Linked DNA regions of Homo sapiens: regions 1, 3 and 4 are each linked to region 2. The links are chromatin contacts, found by Hi-C or POLR2A ChIA-PET in ENCODE. All regions are on one chromosome and are shown on one strand. Each heading gives the region's core, a stretch centred on a gene start or an enhancer-like site at or near the end of the contact. The rest is flanking DNA. Distances are from core to core; before and after follow the strand shown.

Evidence for each region. Hi-C counts contacts between places; a loop is a spot of excess contacts on that map. ChIA-PET counts read pairs that join two places held with the same protein, here RNA polymerase II (POLR2A). Pooled maps may share reads with other maps.
Region 1: a map of chondrocyte shows a loop between it and region 2 (2.7-fold over the local background). The contact joins the enhancer-like site here to the promoter of MEIS2 in region 2. A Hi-C loop is called at or near these places in 1 of 168 maps with a recorded cell type or tissue (chondrocyte). POLR2A ChIA-PET finds 5 or more read pairs at or near these places in 3 of 52 experiments (A549, BJ and MCF 10A).
Region 3: a loop to region 2 is called in a map of OCI-LY7, with 7 times the contacts of the local background. The contact joins the promoter of LINC01852 here to the promoter of MEIS2 in region 2. A Hi-C loop is called at or near these places in 2 of 168 maps with a recorded cell type or tissue (OCI-LY7 and ascending aorta), 4 of 37 single-sample maps with no recorded cell type and 13 of 50 pooled maps. POLR2A ChIA-PET finds 5 or more read pairs at or near these places in 1 of 52 experiments (OCI-LY7).
Region 4: a map of B cell shows a loop between it and region 2 (8-fold over the local background). The contact joins the promoter of CDIN1 here to the promoter of MEIS2 in region 2. A Hi-C loop is called at or near these places in 13 of 168 maps with a recorded cell type or tissue (A673, B cell, HepG2 and 9 more), 26 of 37 single-sample maps with no recorded cell type and 25 of 50 pooled maps. POLR2A ChIA-PET finds 5 or more read pairs at or near these places in 4 of 52 experiments (A549, Panc1, activated CD4-positive, alpha-beta T cell and 1 more).

The regions. Positions count from the first base shown.
Region 1 is chr15:36,426,308-36,429,863 of GRCh38, reverse strand. No RefSeq gene overlaps it. Among named protein-coding and RNA genes, the nearest start is that of CDIN1, 150 kb to the left of the region's middle. RefSeq lists an enhancer at 818-2,017. Within about 2 kb of position 1,608, at least 6 of the 41 ENCODE cell types and tissues checked have a DNase peak (open chromatin) inside an H3K27ac peak, as active enhancers do.
Region 2 is chr15:37,098,785-37,101,932 of GRCh38, reverse strand. MEIS2 (Meis homeobox 2) reads left to right here and starts at 1,384. Exons shown (of 12, transcript NM_170675.5): 1 at 1,384-2,478. The coding sequence starts at 2,467. LOC124903465 (a long non-coding RNA gene) reads right to left here and starts at 2,685. Exons shown (of 2, transcript XR_007064581.1): 1 at 2,504-2,685; 2 at 1-2,132. RefSeq lists silencers at 14-153, 2,603-2,662, 2,813-3,012 and enhancers at 854-1,133, 1,384-1,543.
Region 3 is chr15:38,071,021-38,074,604 of GRCh38, reverse strand. LINC01852 (long intergenic non-protein coding RNA 1852) reads left to right here and starts at 1,615. Exons shown (of 3, transcript NR_147201.1): 1 at 1,615-2,557; 2 at 2,648-2,775. RefSeq lists an enhancer at 1,272-2,137.
Region 4 is chr15:36,578,195-36,581,640 of GRCh38, reverse strand. CDIN1 (CDAN1 interacting nuclease 1) reads right to left here and starts at 2,015. Exons shown (of 11, transcript NM_001321759.2): 1 at 1,680-2,015. The coding sequence starts at 1,780. RefSeq lists an enhancer at 1,777-1,896.

The DNA of each region.
Region 1 (3,556 bases), core at 359-2,858, 670 kb after region 2:
GACTATCCAACAGCCTTCATGAAATATTTTGTTCTAGATGAATTTGATGAGACATAATGACAATAAAGATAAGTAGAGATAAATTCAGTTGAATTGAATCTACTTCTTCTGAGCATTTGGTTCTCAACGATTCCTGTCTCATTCTTGTCAGACTCAAATTAATAACTTTGCTAGATATTTATTACATAGTTAAAGCACCCTGGATGTTTATGTGTCTGTATGTTGGCATGTCTTTGGATCTGAGTTTTGAAAGATTAAAGTTCCAGCCTTTGGAATTTGGATATATGTTAATTAAAACAAAGCAAAATAAGCAAAGGAAAGCTTGGACTTTGATATTCAAAGACTTGATTCACTTTCCTACTTCTGGCCAATTTTTAAATCAACATTCTACTATATATCAGGCACTGGGTATGTCACCTAATTTGTGTGAACTTCAGTTTCTGGATCAGAAAGTTGAAATAAAGAGCATATCTGTTACTCAAAGTTGCTGCTATGAGGAAGAGATGTAACAATGTTTGAGAAAAGCATATTGTGATCTGTAAATTGTTATTACTCTTGTAATTATTAGTGTCAGGTGGACAGAAAGAATGAGAAAGACAATTTAGCTTGGGAGACTAGCATGAATTAAAGGCATGGAAATATAATGACATACAGAATGTTCGAGAATGACCAAAAGGCAGGTATGACTGGGATGTAAGGGTATAGAAGGAAGTTCTTCAGTGGAGCAGCAAAGTGCTTTATGGAGAGCCTGAATGCTGGGTTACAGAGTTTGCGCTTTATTCTAGGTCCAACAGGGAGTCCTTGAGGATTTTGAATGAGTACTACATCTTCTAGAAAAATTATCTCACATGCTAGAAAAGTGTCCATCCATACATTATCAATGAGGAGACCACAGAATAGTTTTATCCTTAAGCACTGAACAACATTTCTCTTTTGTTCTCCTTTTTCTCCTTGCCTGGCCGACATCATTCTTTGACTACCTTCAATAGTTTTCAGCCTTTGATGTACATTAGTAATTCCTGGCCTTTGCTCCAGCCTATTGAATTCACATCTGGGTGGTAGGGCCCAGGCCCTGCATTTGAAAAGTCAGTACAGGGGATTCTGATGTCAAGACAAAATTGAGAGCCATCTTTTGAACTTGTTCTGTACCTATTATCTCCCTGTGATATACAGAGGAGGCTCTTTAAACTGCAAGAAATATCCATACATTACAGTGGTCTATGATGAACATATAAGGGATATAAGAAAGAGAGAAAGCTCAACCACTTGGCCATGACTCAGGGAAACTGAAAAGAGCAGGCAGGGGCACTATGTCTTATGGGACAAGCAGAAACCACAGTATGCTTGAGTGTCCAGATAACTGGATCACAGTTCAGAGATAGGAAGATGACTCAGGATTCAGTAATGTGGGTGTCATCAACTGAGGTCCAGGGGTCCCTTCCCATTTTCTGCAGGGAATATGACTCAGCTACTTTCCCAGTCCCTGCTGGTTTCTCTGTGTGAATATTCACTCTAGCTCCTATTGCCTGGCAGACTTACTCATTATATCCTCAATGGAAATTCCAGAGAGGGACAACTGGATTAGTCCAGTGACTCATGGAGGAGCATCTGCTTTTGATGAAGTGCTTTCTCTTCAGTCGGGCCAATCACGATTGGGAGGCAGCGTCTTGAACGGTGGAATATGAGTAAGAACTTCTACAGAAGAGGCCAGGGCTTCCCAGAAGGGGGCTATTCAGTAACAGTAATTATCAGCAACCTCTATTTAGCACTTGAGCACATATCTAAATATTTTACATATGTGAAAATTCATTTAATTTTCATAACATGCATAATTTAATTGTTTTCATTTATTTGACAAATATATACAGCGTTGCTCTGTAGCAGGCACTGGTCTTAGTACCTTACAGATGTTGACTCCGTTGATAAAAACTTACGAGGTAACTACTATTGTTTTTTTCATTTTACAGACAAAGACAGTCACAGAGTTAACATGTTTTCTGAGGTCATACCACTAAAAGTGGAAAAACAATTATTTGAACCCAGGCACTCTGGCACATGCTTTATGAGATTCATTTCTTTGCACCCTCAGGTAACCCAAGGTGCTAAAAATCTACTTGTTCCTATTATGTATTCCAGGAGATATGTAAGGCTGACACACAGACTGGCGTGAGGAGGGCAGTTAGCCTGGTGCTTAGCTCTGAATGATCTCAGAGATCAGAATCTTTTCTTTTGAAGTTCTATGTATCTGGTACCCAATAAATGCTCAATAAATATCTATTGAATAACTATGGAATAAATGAATGAATAAATAGAATAAATACATAAGAAAATGAGATTTAAAAAACGTGAGCAGTTGAAGTGGAGTTTGAAGAAAGAAATTTTTGGTTGAGTGAAAAATCACATTTGATCATTTGAGAATGATAGTATTAAGAAAGAATGGTACGACTTGACTTCACCTCTTAACCTCCAGAGACTCCACTGAGAGCTAACCTAAATGTTTGAAAGATTTTTCTTCCTAGTCTTCTTAGCTTGTAAAATTTGAGCAATTAGACATGCCAATATTTAGGAAATAGTTGCTACTTTTCTAGCAAGACACTATGAGAATCAGTCATCATTTAGTATTTTGTTGTAAGTCTTGAGCTATAGTAAAAAAAATGTAAGTAGAAAAAGTTAAGTAAAATCGTATTGACTTAATATGTACATTAGGCATATTGGCATTTGAATGGGTTTAAATTTATTCATGCATTTTTAAAGGGAAAAATAGTGATTAAAAGGAAAACTCAGAGACTTTTTTGGGAACATAGTCTTTAAAAAAATTATAAAGAAAACATATTTTTACTTAATCAGCAGGACAAGTATAAGCTCATCAATAAAAATGGGGAGCACAAAATAAAGGCAAAGCAAGGCTGACGACAGCCTGGCTCTATTGTCTAACTGTGGAAGAAGCAGGAAAATAACAGCTGCAGACATGCAATAAACAAGCACAAGGGACTAAGTTGGAGCTTGATGCCAAATTAAACCTGTGCGTGAACCTTATTTGTTTCGTTGCAGTTAAGGAAAGACACTACCATTCAAATAGACAAGCTACATAAGACAGACTACGTATACACTGGAATCAGAGTCTCCAATCAGAAAGGGATTTTGTGTCTCTTTTCCTGTTAAGAACCTGGTTTAGACAGCTCTGCTACCTATAAACATTTGCTCTAATCAATTAGAGAAGGAGAGCCTAAGAAATGGTCATGCAAAATATTCGGACAATGTCACATGATGCCTGAAGACTGCTCTCATTTTAACTGGGATAAAGAGGACATTTCTCCATTCAAGAGCTGCTTCTGATTGTTCTATGTTTCTGATGCATTTTTACTAACGCAATACATAGGGTAATAAGATACTCATGTTACAGACACATTATGTAATAGTCTGTATCGTTTATATCCTTATTTGTTTTCAGGAAAATCAAGTTTTATTTTTACTTCTGTGAAACAATGTCATTTCAACTTATTTATACATATTCCTTTATCAGGAAATAATTTTATCCTGGATATCCCTTTAATGT
Region 2 (3,148 bases), core at 135-2,634:
TCTGGGCCAGGGACTGGGAGGGCGAGAGCGAGAAGTTGGGGAGAGGACGCGCTTCCAGCGCCTGTCCGCCCGGCCGCGCCACAAGGGGCCGAGGGGCATGGGGGCTGCTGGGCGGCAAGGCTTGCGCGGGGTGACCGTGGCTCCGCCCCCAACTCCGGGCTCGTAGTGATTGACGCGCGGCCGCCGGGAAACCAGCCGCGCAGAGGTGAAGCCTGGTGCAGCTCGGGCCAGGGAGGACAGGGCACCGGCCACAACTAGTTTCCACCCAAACGGTGTGGGGTAGTTCCCTTCGTTTCCTTTTCCTTTTTGGAAAAGTTCTTTCGGAGCTGGCCCCATCTCCCTGACCCCGCGAAATCGCCCCTGTGTAATTAACACAGCCATTAGCAGGCGTTACCGCGGCCCGCCGCTGCGCCTCGGGCGACCACAACAAAGCTGGGCTGTGAGCGCCGGCCACTCCTCCTCGCCCGGCAACTTCTTTCTCCCCCACTCTCTCCGTCTTTTCCTCCTGTGCTTCCCAGCTCTGAGTGAGATCCACTTTGGAGACGCACACTAGTCGCGCGCGCGCACGGGCGCGCGGGCGCGCGCGCGCACACACACACACACACACACACACACACACACACACACACGCCTTTGGCTACATCGGACCCAGATGACTGCCTCCTCACTTCCTCCCTCCCGATTCCGCCGCGGCCCCCAAAGACTCTCGGGGTGGCCCCTTGTCCGCACCGCTTGGAGGGAGTGTGCTCTGAGTTAAGCTGGTCTCTTCTGGTCCTGGAAAAAAATGAGTATTGACAAGGTTGCTGGATCTGCGCAGAAAAGAAAGTGCCACTTAATAAAAAATTTAGCCCGGCAGTGGTACCGTCTGCAGAGCTTGCTGCCCTTGGACGTTAGCAGGAAGCCTTCGGGGTGCTGTAATCGGCGGGCAGAGGAGAGGGAGGCCGCGGAATTAAAAGGAACAAAAGCTAGAGCGCCATGCCAAACGTCCCCGGCAAGACCCAGTTAGGCAGGAGCCGGGAGTGATGGGAAAATGAACTAGAAGTAAGTTTTTTTTTTTTTTTAAATGAAAAGATCTGAGGCGGTACCGTACTTTCCCTGTGGTTTTCTGCAGTTTTCCTCTCTGCGCTCTCCCTGTCCTCTTCTCTCTCCCCCTCTCCCTCTCTCCCTGTTCGCGCGCGCGCGCGCGCAACACACACGCGCGCACGCACACACATACACACACACTCACACACACAGACACACTCTCCTTTTCCTCCCCCCCGCCGTCCCCCATCCCCGTGGAGGAGCAGGCTTGCTGATTTGCTCGGGTCCGCCCGGCTCGAGCCTCCCCTCCCCCTCCCGCCCCCCCGCCTCCCCCACCCCCCCAGCCGGGGCTGTCCGATCGCACTCGTTGCATATCAGAGGCTCGGCGCGGCGCGCTCCTCCTCGCTCCCGCTCCCCACTCCCGGGATGTGTCTCCGCCGTACGACGGGCTATGGCCACCACGACTTCCGGGTTCCGTCATTTCGTTCTCCCGCCGCCGACCCGCGCCGCCAAACTGAGGCTCTTCAATAAGCCAGGCAGCAGCCAACCTGCCAACACCTACTGACACTCACTCATCTCCCAGAGAGAGAAAGAGAGCGAGAGAGAGCGAGCGCGAGAGAGCGAGCGCGAGTGAGAGCGAGCGAGCGAGCGAGAAAGAGAGAGAGGGAGAGACAAAATACCTACCAGGAAAGGGGGGGAGGAAGTCCAATTTTTGCAAACTATTCATTTTTTTTTCTTGATTTTTCTCACTGCTTTCTTTGAACAATACTTTAAAGAGAGAGGATCGTATTATAGATACCGCGGGGGCAAAGCTAAAAAAGGGGGGAGGGGGGAGGAAAAAATTCAAGAAGCAGAAACCCCTCGCGGAGTTTTACTGGAAGAAAAAAACGGGTCTGAAAGATTCCTCCTCTTCATCATCATCAACCATCATTCATTCACTACCTTGACATTCCGGGCTTTGATTGACAGCTGGAGTGGCAAAAAGCCATGAAACACGACAGTTCGGTTACATGTGGGCTGCTGACGGGCCGCTCGTAACCTTCAGTTCGGGGGCTTGACAATTTTTTTCTTCTTTTTCTTCTTTTTCTTTTCTTTCTTTTTTTTTCCAACTGAGGGGAAGAGAAGAGAAAGAGGGGGAAAGGAGGACCGAAGAGGAGGAGGAGGGGAGGGGGGAGGAGGAGGAGGTGGAGGAGGAGGAGGAAGATCAGGAGGAGGAGGAAGAAGAGGAAAAAAGAGAAAAAGAAGAAATATCACAGAAAAAAAAATTCTTCGTTGTCTAGACTGGGCTTTTTTTCCCCCCTAAAAAATAGCATATTGGAGAATTGGGAGAAGTCTCTTTGGTTTGGAAAAAAAAAAAAGGAATCTTCAGCCTAGATCACTTTCTTATCCGGACTGGGATATTAAATATACGACACATCCAGGAGTTTATTGGAGCGCAGACTGATGGCGCAAAGGGTAGGTTTAAATCTCCAACACTTACCTAGATATAAATCCTCTCCTAAGAGGGGCCTGTCCCGATGCCTCCTCTCCCTTCAACGCTTCTGCTGCTGCTCGCTGCTTGATGATGGCGGCCAGTATTTTAAAAAATAGCAAAATTATTCATCGGCTTCTTTCCCTCCCGTGCCTCTGCGTGTGTGCGAGTGTGTGTGCGTGCGTGTGTGCGTGTCTGGGCGCGCGTGTTCCAGCGCTGTGCGAGCGGGCGGGCGGCGAGTGCGTGTGAGTGGTGTGTGTGTGTGCGTGTGCAATCGTTACACGCTTTCGCCTCGCTCCAGCTTTTACCCCAGCAGCGCGATTCCCCCGGTTCTCCTGCTGCCGCTGCTGCGCCGCTGCCGCCGTGGCTCGCGCGGCTCGGGGCGGGCACGGGCTGCGTAGGAGCCGCCGCCGGGGCCGCCGCTGGGGCCGCGCTGCCGCAGCCGCTGCGCCGCCGCCTAGACTACTAGCCTGGGCTGCTTGTTTTGTCTCTGAAATTGACAAGGACGCAGGGAATCCGCTGCTAAATAATGTTTCTGGTAACTTTCACGTTATTCGCCCCCCCACCCTCCGCTCCCTGCCCCCGGGGAGGCACTGGCCCTAGTCTTTCCTAGTCCTCGGCGTTCTCGTGCTGATTATTAGCGTTTTTCTTCTC
Region 3 (3,584 bases), core at 366-2,865, 970 kb before region 2:
GCCACACCAAGGATGCAATACAGTCGGCCCTCTGTATCCGTCAGTTCTGCATCCATGGACTCAACCAACCGCAGATAAAAAATATTCAGAAAATAAATTCCACAAAGTTCCAAAAAGCAAACCTTGAATTTGTCCCACGCCAAGTACTACATTGAATCCAGGAGAATCAAGTGATGTGTAGGCATTGTTTAAGGCATCGTAAGTTAATTTAGAGACGAAGTAAAGTATAAGGGTGGATGTGCATAGGTTATATGCAAATATGTTGCATTTTATATACGGGACTTCAGCACCCAGGGTTTGGGTTATGGGTGGGGATGTGTCCTGGAACCAATCCCAACGGATACGGGGGAATGACTGTACTTTGAAGAGAGAGAGTAGCAATGTTCAAAATGCAGGAAGTGAAAGAAACACAGAGAGCATTCTTTGGAAAGATACTTGAAGGTTTTTTTCTAATCCTCAGCTCAAACCTGGGTTCCCACCCTTTTCCCACCAACTCAGAGAAAACTTTTTCTGACACAAAGGGAGAAAAGAAAACATATTTTTGAACAACACTTTTTTCTTGGAGGCTTTCTTTTTGAAAATTATTTTTAAGTTTGTTTGAGGCAATTTTTACTGGGATGAACCAGCTTCTTTTGGAGGGCGGACAAGTCTCTTCCCCTCTTAGATCTTATCTGCTTCTTATCTGTAAAATGAATGCATTAGGGTTGATAAGTCTTCCTATATCTGGTGTTCTTTGATTCTGCCATTCCCTGTTTAAGCCAGAGCCTAGGAATCTAGATCTGGAGGCTGTTTCTGTTTTAGATTGTGCACTAGAAATTAAGCACACACCGCCCCAACTCCCCCAGCTGCCTGAGACTTAAGAAAAAGTGAGACTGCAGTCCTTTGATTTGGCGTTAGAGCTCTCCGTGGCATTAACCTGTTGTTGGTCTAACCTGTGGGGCCAGAAGAAGTGTGCTCGAAATCTGTGAACATGGTTGCTGAACAAACGCGTTTTGGTTTCTTTCTTTTCCTTTTTTCCTTTTTCCCAGGAGTGAGGAGGGGGAGGAAAAAACTGGTCTTTGTTGTGAAGCCACGGTCCCAAACTTGAACCTAGAGGAATGTTAAAGCTCTGAAAAAAAGTTAGGGAGCAGCCTTGCAATTATGCACTCAGTCACAACAAGAGGGTAAGAACTTTCAAGGCACTGGATTGAAGAGACACAAAAGTCAGGAAATGACCCTTTCGTCGGGATTTCAGAGGCCGCAGAGGAGAAACAAAGTCCTCTCACAACTCGGGAAACTTCGGACCGTACCATCCCGAGGGGGCAAGGGTGGGGGAGGCCGGGAGAGGGCAGTGGAAATTGACATCTTCGTTCTCAACAAGCCGTGAGTAAACTGAGGATTTCCCGGCTGAAAGGACTCAGTGTCTGCCTGTCCCCGGCCCAGAAATGAAAGCGAGTTTCAGCCGATCCTCATTGTGGGGCCTGCTGAAAAAGCAGCCCGGGTCGCCCCGGCCAGCCCCGGCGTCCTGAATCGGAGCCCTGTGCGCGCCAGGCCGGGCCGCGCGCCCGGGTTGCAGGATGGCGTGCCCAGGCCAGCCCATCTGCGGCCGCGGGCCGGCGGGGAGGAAGCGTCCCTGGGGATGAATGGGGCTTTGTTCGTAGGCAGCCGCGGCTACCCTCTGCAGGCCCGGCCCGCACAACAGAGGCTGTATGCGAGAGGAATGGAAATGAGCCTCAGGCCCTGCCGAAGGAGCCCCATCCCCTTCCCCGCGCGGGGCTGAGGAATGCTGGCCAGCCGGAAAGGAACCCTCGCTGGGAACGCCGCTCTCGCGCCTCTGAAACCCCATTGAGAAGAACCCTTTGATGCAATTAAAGCGCATTTCATTGCAGGCCTGGGAGGAGGGAACGACCGGCAAGCTTTTTTCTGTCTCGGACGTGTGTATGCACCTTTGTGGGCCGGGTTACTTAGAGACCAGGCGGGAACTTGAGCTCCCTCTCTCGCAGACGTTCTGTAACATCAGAAAAGCGTACCCATAAACAGATTGGTTTTCACCAGGGGTGGAACTCAATTTGGACACGATCCAGGCTGACCTGCAGGCCGGGGTTCCTACTTTGAAAGGCTCTTTGGTGCGCCTTACACCCACCTTCCCTGCTGTAAAGGTTTAGGCGGAAAAGAAATTGCGTTTGCAGGAGGAAGTTGTTTCTGAGGTTACTGCTCAGCATTTTCCATTTTCTCAGTGGTGGGGTGGGCCGTGTCGCATATCCAGAAGTGATGTCACAGCCAGACCTGCAAAATGATGTAACCTGCAAGTGTTGAAGGACGACGATGGGACAGCTATTTTGATACTCGTATTATTTTATAACATTTCCCTGCTTTTTCCATTGAGACAACTGTGTGACCTCAGAAAATCCACATAGCCTCTCTGAACTTAGTATTTTTGTGTGTGTGTTAAAATGAGTATCACAAAGCCGGAGAACGAATGTGATGAAGTTCTGGGTGCTTGTGGAATTCTTTCTAAGTTGGAGGTGGACACTTTATCTACCTGCACAGGTGGAAGATATGTGGGTCTGGAACTCCGGTAAACAAAAAGATCCTATTGGGACCTCTATTTGGTTGACTTTGTGTCACTTTTTACTAGGGCTAATTGTCTAATGTCTCTTTCCACTAGTGTATGCCTCCTTGAGAACATGAACCTTTAAACAACAACAACAACAATAACAACACGAAGACAAAGTCCTGTCTGCTCTCCCAGGCTAGAGTGCAGCGTGCAATCGTGCAATCGCAGCCTACAGTAAGGTAGAATTCCTGGCCTCAAGCTATCCTCCTGCCCCACCGTGGCCTCCTGAAGGGCTCCGATTACAGGAGGGAGCCACTGCACCCAGCCAAACCTGTCTTTTATTCTGTATCTCCTGTGCCCAGAGCAGTCCCTGGCCCTGATAAGGGTTCAACAAATATGTTGAGTGAATGAACAAATACATTCAGGAGTGTAGGGATTGATACTAACTTGTTGGCTGTTTTCTGTTCCTTATAAATCTAAATAAGAAATAGGGAGAGCATGGTAGGTATTTGGGGTCCTCGGCGAGGCGTAAGTTCAGGAGAAGTTTGAAGGAAAGGGTAGGAAAACATTTTTGAGAGCACAAACATGCTACAAGTGTTTCCTGAAATGCCCCAAAGAAGAGTGCAGCACTCAGGTGGAGGAGTCATTTTTTCCAACTGAGTGGATGGTTAATACTGGCAAACATGAATCATGTTTTATATTCATAAGGAGTGTGCCTAGTCAATCACTGATTCTTTAAACACCCCAGAGAAGCAGGGCGGGAAGAGTAATGGCCATGCATGATGGACATCATTGTTTCTTATACGTTGCTCTAAATGTGTCCCCATGGTTCTTGTTATTTTGGGCCTGGTTTAGACTTCTATTTGGTTGTTTTCCTCTGAGGTCTGGAATACACGAATATGTTTTCCACTCAGAAAATCCAATACACTTTTGCATCCCAATCAGGAAGTTGATAAACATGAGATAGTAGAGTACTTGCTACCTTAAATATACCTCCACATGTCTGCAGGAAATACCATTCAAGTAATGCCTAGGTAAGCAAATGCCT
Region 4 (3,446 bases), core at 766-3,265, 520 kb after region 2:
CTCCCAAAGCGCTGGGATTACAGGCGTGAGCCACCACACCCAGCCCTAAATAGCTCTTTAATCCCTTCTTTTGCGGATTAGTAGTTCAGCTCTCTCTAAATAAAGTTTCCTGTGGAAGGAGAGTTGTTATTTATTCCCTGTATGGCATTTGGGAGAAGTGAAAAAGATTTGAGTATATCATGAATAAGAAAGAAAAGAGCATAAGAGAATACACCAGACAGAAGGGAGGCTTTTGTAAGTGTTGATTAAAGTAACAGACACTTACTTATTATAGAGAAGACAAGGTATTTGCTAGAGAAAAGAACGAAAAAGAGAAAAAGAGGGAGAGGAAGAGAAAAAAAAGCAAAATTACAAGTGATTGCATACATAGTGAGAGGAGAATATCAAAATGTATGCTCTTTCTTAAAACTGCCCAGAAAAATCTACCTATTCCCTTGGCTGACCAGTCTTCACCCATTTCACTGTTCATGTGCAGAACTGGCAAGAGTTAATGACAGAAAATTAAATTATGTGTCAATTTTGTTCCTTCTTAGCAAGTCTGATAAAATACTAAAGGCTATAAAGGGATAAATATTGCCCTAAATCAAATCTGGATAATATTGAAAAGAGACTCCTTCATTTTACAGACTAGGAAAACCAAGTCCTTCAAAAAGCAAAGTCATAACAGAACTTAAACTTATGCTTCAATTTGTACTTTGATACCTATTATCCAATTACCTTTCTTTTCTCAAGAAATTACTTCTGTCGTGTTTGTTCAGGGACTGAATACGTCAAGGATGGGGAAGCTCTCCATTAGGAATAACCATGCTCAGTGCCACAAAACAAAATGGTACAGGTTTGGATTTGGTTTTTCATTAGGAAAAAAGTAAACAAACATTCTCTGCTTTTAACACAACATAAATACAGTGACCTGGTTGTCCTCAACTGGTTCCTCATGTAATGTTGGGGTCTCAGTTTCCACTTCATTAAAATGAGAAATCTACATAATTCCCAAAGTCCTTTCTTAGAAAGTTGGATAATTCTAAAATCGCTGAAAAAAGAAGTGTTTGGGGGAGGAAGTATGAAATACACCCGGAATGTGTGTATGCATAACATATATGGAGAAACTTTAGATCTGGTTGTTCAAATGGCCAATGACCCAAGAGTGGAATCCCTGGGTACCCTGCTCTCTGATTGGATTGAGAACCCTTGAGGTCACTTAATTCCACAGTTAACAGTACAAGCCACAGTCAAACAGTATGAAGCCGCTTTACCTCTATGCTCCCTTGTTTGTTTCCAACGGCCAATTGAAAAGGGTCCTCCATTTGCTCCTTTCGAATCTACAATTCATATTCCCACCCATCATTCATTCCTACTATCTGTCAATTAACCTCTGGTCATTTATGAAGCACCTACTATGTTCACCCATCACCTAGCACGTACCACGTTTTCCATAAATATCTGTTGACTTGAATTTAATTGCAAGGCCTTGGAAGGCTGCCATGAACTCACCGTTAAGAGTTTTGTGTGGAAGGCGAGTGAAAGAATAAACCTTTTTTCGCCAACCTCGACCTCCTAACGCCTGACACTGGTGTTCCTCCCCACTCATGTGTGACACGTGGTTCCTAAGCGCTGCCTGGGCGGCCCAGGCACTGCTGCTGCAGGCAAAGGGCTGTGAGAGGGGAGAGATGGACACTTACCTGGGAAACCTCTGCTTCAGCTTCCTCAGGCTCTGCCTGGTAGGCGGCACAGACACTAGGCACTGGGCTATCTCGTCGTACTGAGCTTTGGTCAGTATCATGTTGGGCCAGGGACCAGGAGGTGGCGGGAACAAGGAAAAAACACCCTGGGGCTCAAGTAGCCTTGGTGCCGAGGGATGAGGGGTAGGCAAAGCGGCACAGGCCCGGGTCCTCGCCTGCTTGGCTTGCCCCAATCCCCCCTGAAACACACCCCTAGCTGCAAAAGCGGGGCGGAGACTCGCCCGGTCCCAGGCTCCACCGGCACCTCCGCGGCGGGGACTGGCTGTACACCAGAGTGCCCTAGCTTGGCTTACTGAGCAGCCGCAGTGGTGCGCCGAAGGCAACTAGCCGCCATGTCAGTTAAGGGCAAACCAACCAGGAAGTAGCGGCCGCCCTTGGAAAGGCGCCGCGCCAGAGTTTCAGTAGGCAGGTAGGAATCCAGGGCATCGCCCACCTAGGATCAAAGGGTCAACAAGGGATGCTTTGTACTCTCCCAATTACTAGAAGCCAGGGCGGCCTGACGCACAGACCAGGCGGCAGGTCTCACGAGTGCCCCGCGATCCTTCAGCGTGAGCCCCCGAAAGCCCCTGCCAGAGCGCGCGATTTGAATACACTTCCTAACGCGCCAGTTTGAGCGCTCCTCGGAGCGTGGACTGGCCTGCCGAGAAACCATGTCTTCACTCTACCAAGTCTGTCATGGTCCGAGCAGGAAAACTCACTAGGGTCGCTGTAAACATAATTTGGCTTGTGTTGAGGAAGCCCTACAACTTCTGTACATCGCGTGGAAGGCAGTTTTGTCCTTGTTGAGAAACAGACTTGAAACAAATCCGACGTCATCAAACAGCCGGCAGTAAAGAATGTCACTTTTGGCCGGGCGCGGTGGCTGACGCCTGTAATCCCAGCACTTTCGGAGGCCGAGGCGGGCGGATCACGAGGTCAGGAGATCGAGACCATCCTGGCTAACACGGTGAAACCCCGTCTCTACTAAAAATACAAAAAATTAGCCGGGCGTGGTGGCGGGCGCCTGTAGTCCCAGCTACTCAGGAGGCTGAGGCAGGAGAATGGCGTGAACCCGAGAGGCAGAGCTTGCAGTGAGCCAAGATCGCGCCACTGCACTCCAGCCTGGGCGACAGCGAGACTCCGTCTCAAAAAAAAAAAAAAAAGTCACTTTCACTCCTTGCAGTTAGCTGCTCAAGGTCTAAAATCGCATCTTATTGTAACCCCAGTTCTCAGAAAATAGTAGGCGCTCAATAAATGTTTGGAGTAATGAGCCAATCTTTTTTTATTTTCTATATGTATTGTGAATGGATCTCAGTTCTCCTAAAGCAATTTGTTGGGATATCAGTCCCTCATTTAATCTCTTTTCTAAAATCTGTTTGGTTCTTAGAAGGTCATGTGTTGTGTTTCTCTTCTGATTTCAACAATTTAAGCAAACTAAAGCAAAGGTGCTTAGACTTTAGAGAACCTGTAAGTGGTTTAAAATTTTTCATCTGGAATAATGCCTGGGTTGGAAGTTTTAGATATACCTCCTTGAATAAATTCCTTAATCCATCGAAGCCTCATTTCTTTTGTCTGTAAAACTGATTTAATTCATGGAGGTGTTTTATTTGTGTATGTTTGATGTAGAGATGGAGTCTTACTCTGTCGCCCAGGCTGGAGTGCAGTGGCTCCATCGTGGCTCACTGCACCCTCGAACTCCTGGGCTCCAGCGATCTTCCCACCTCAGCC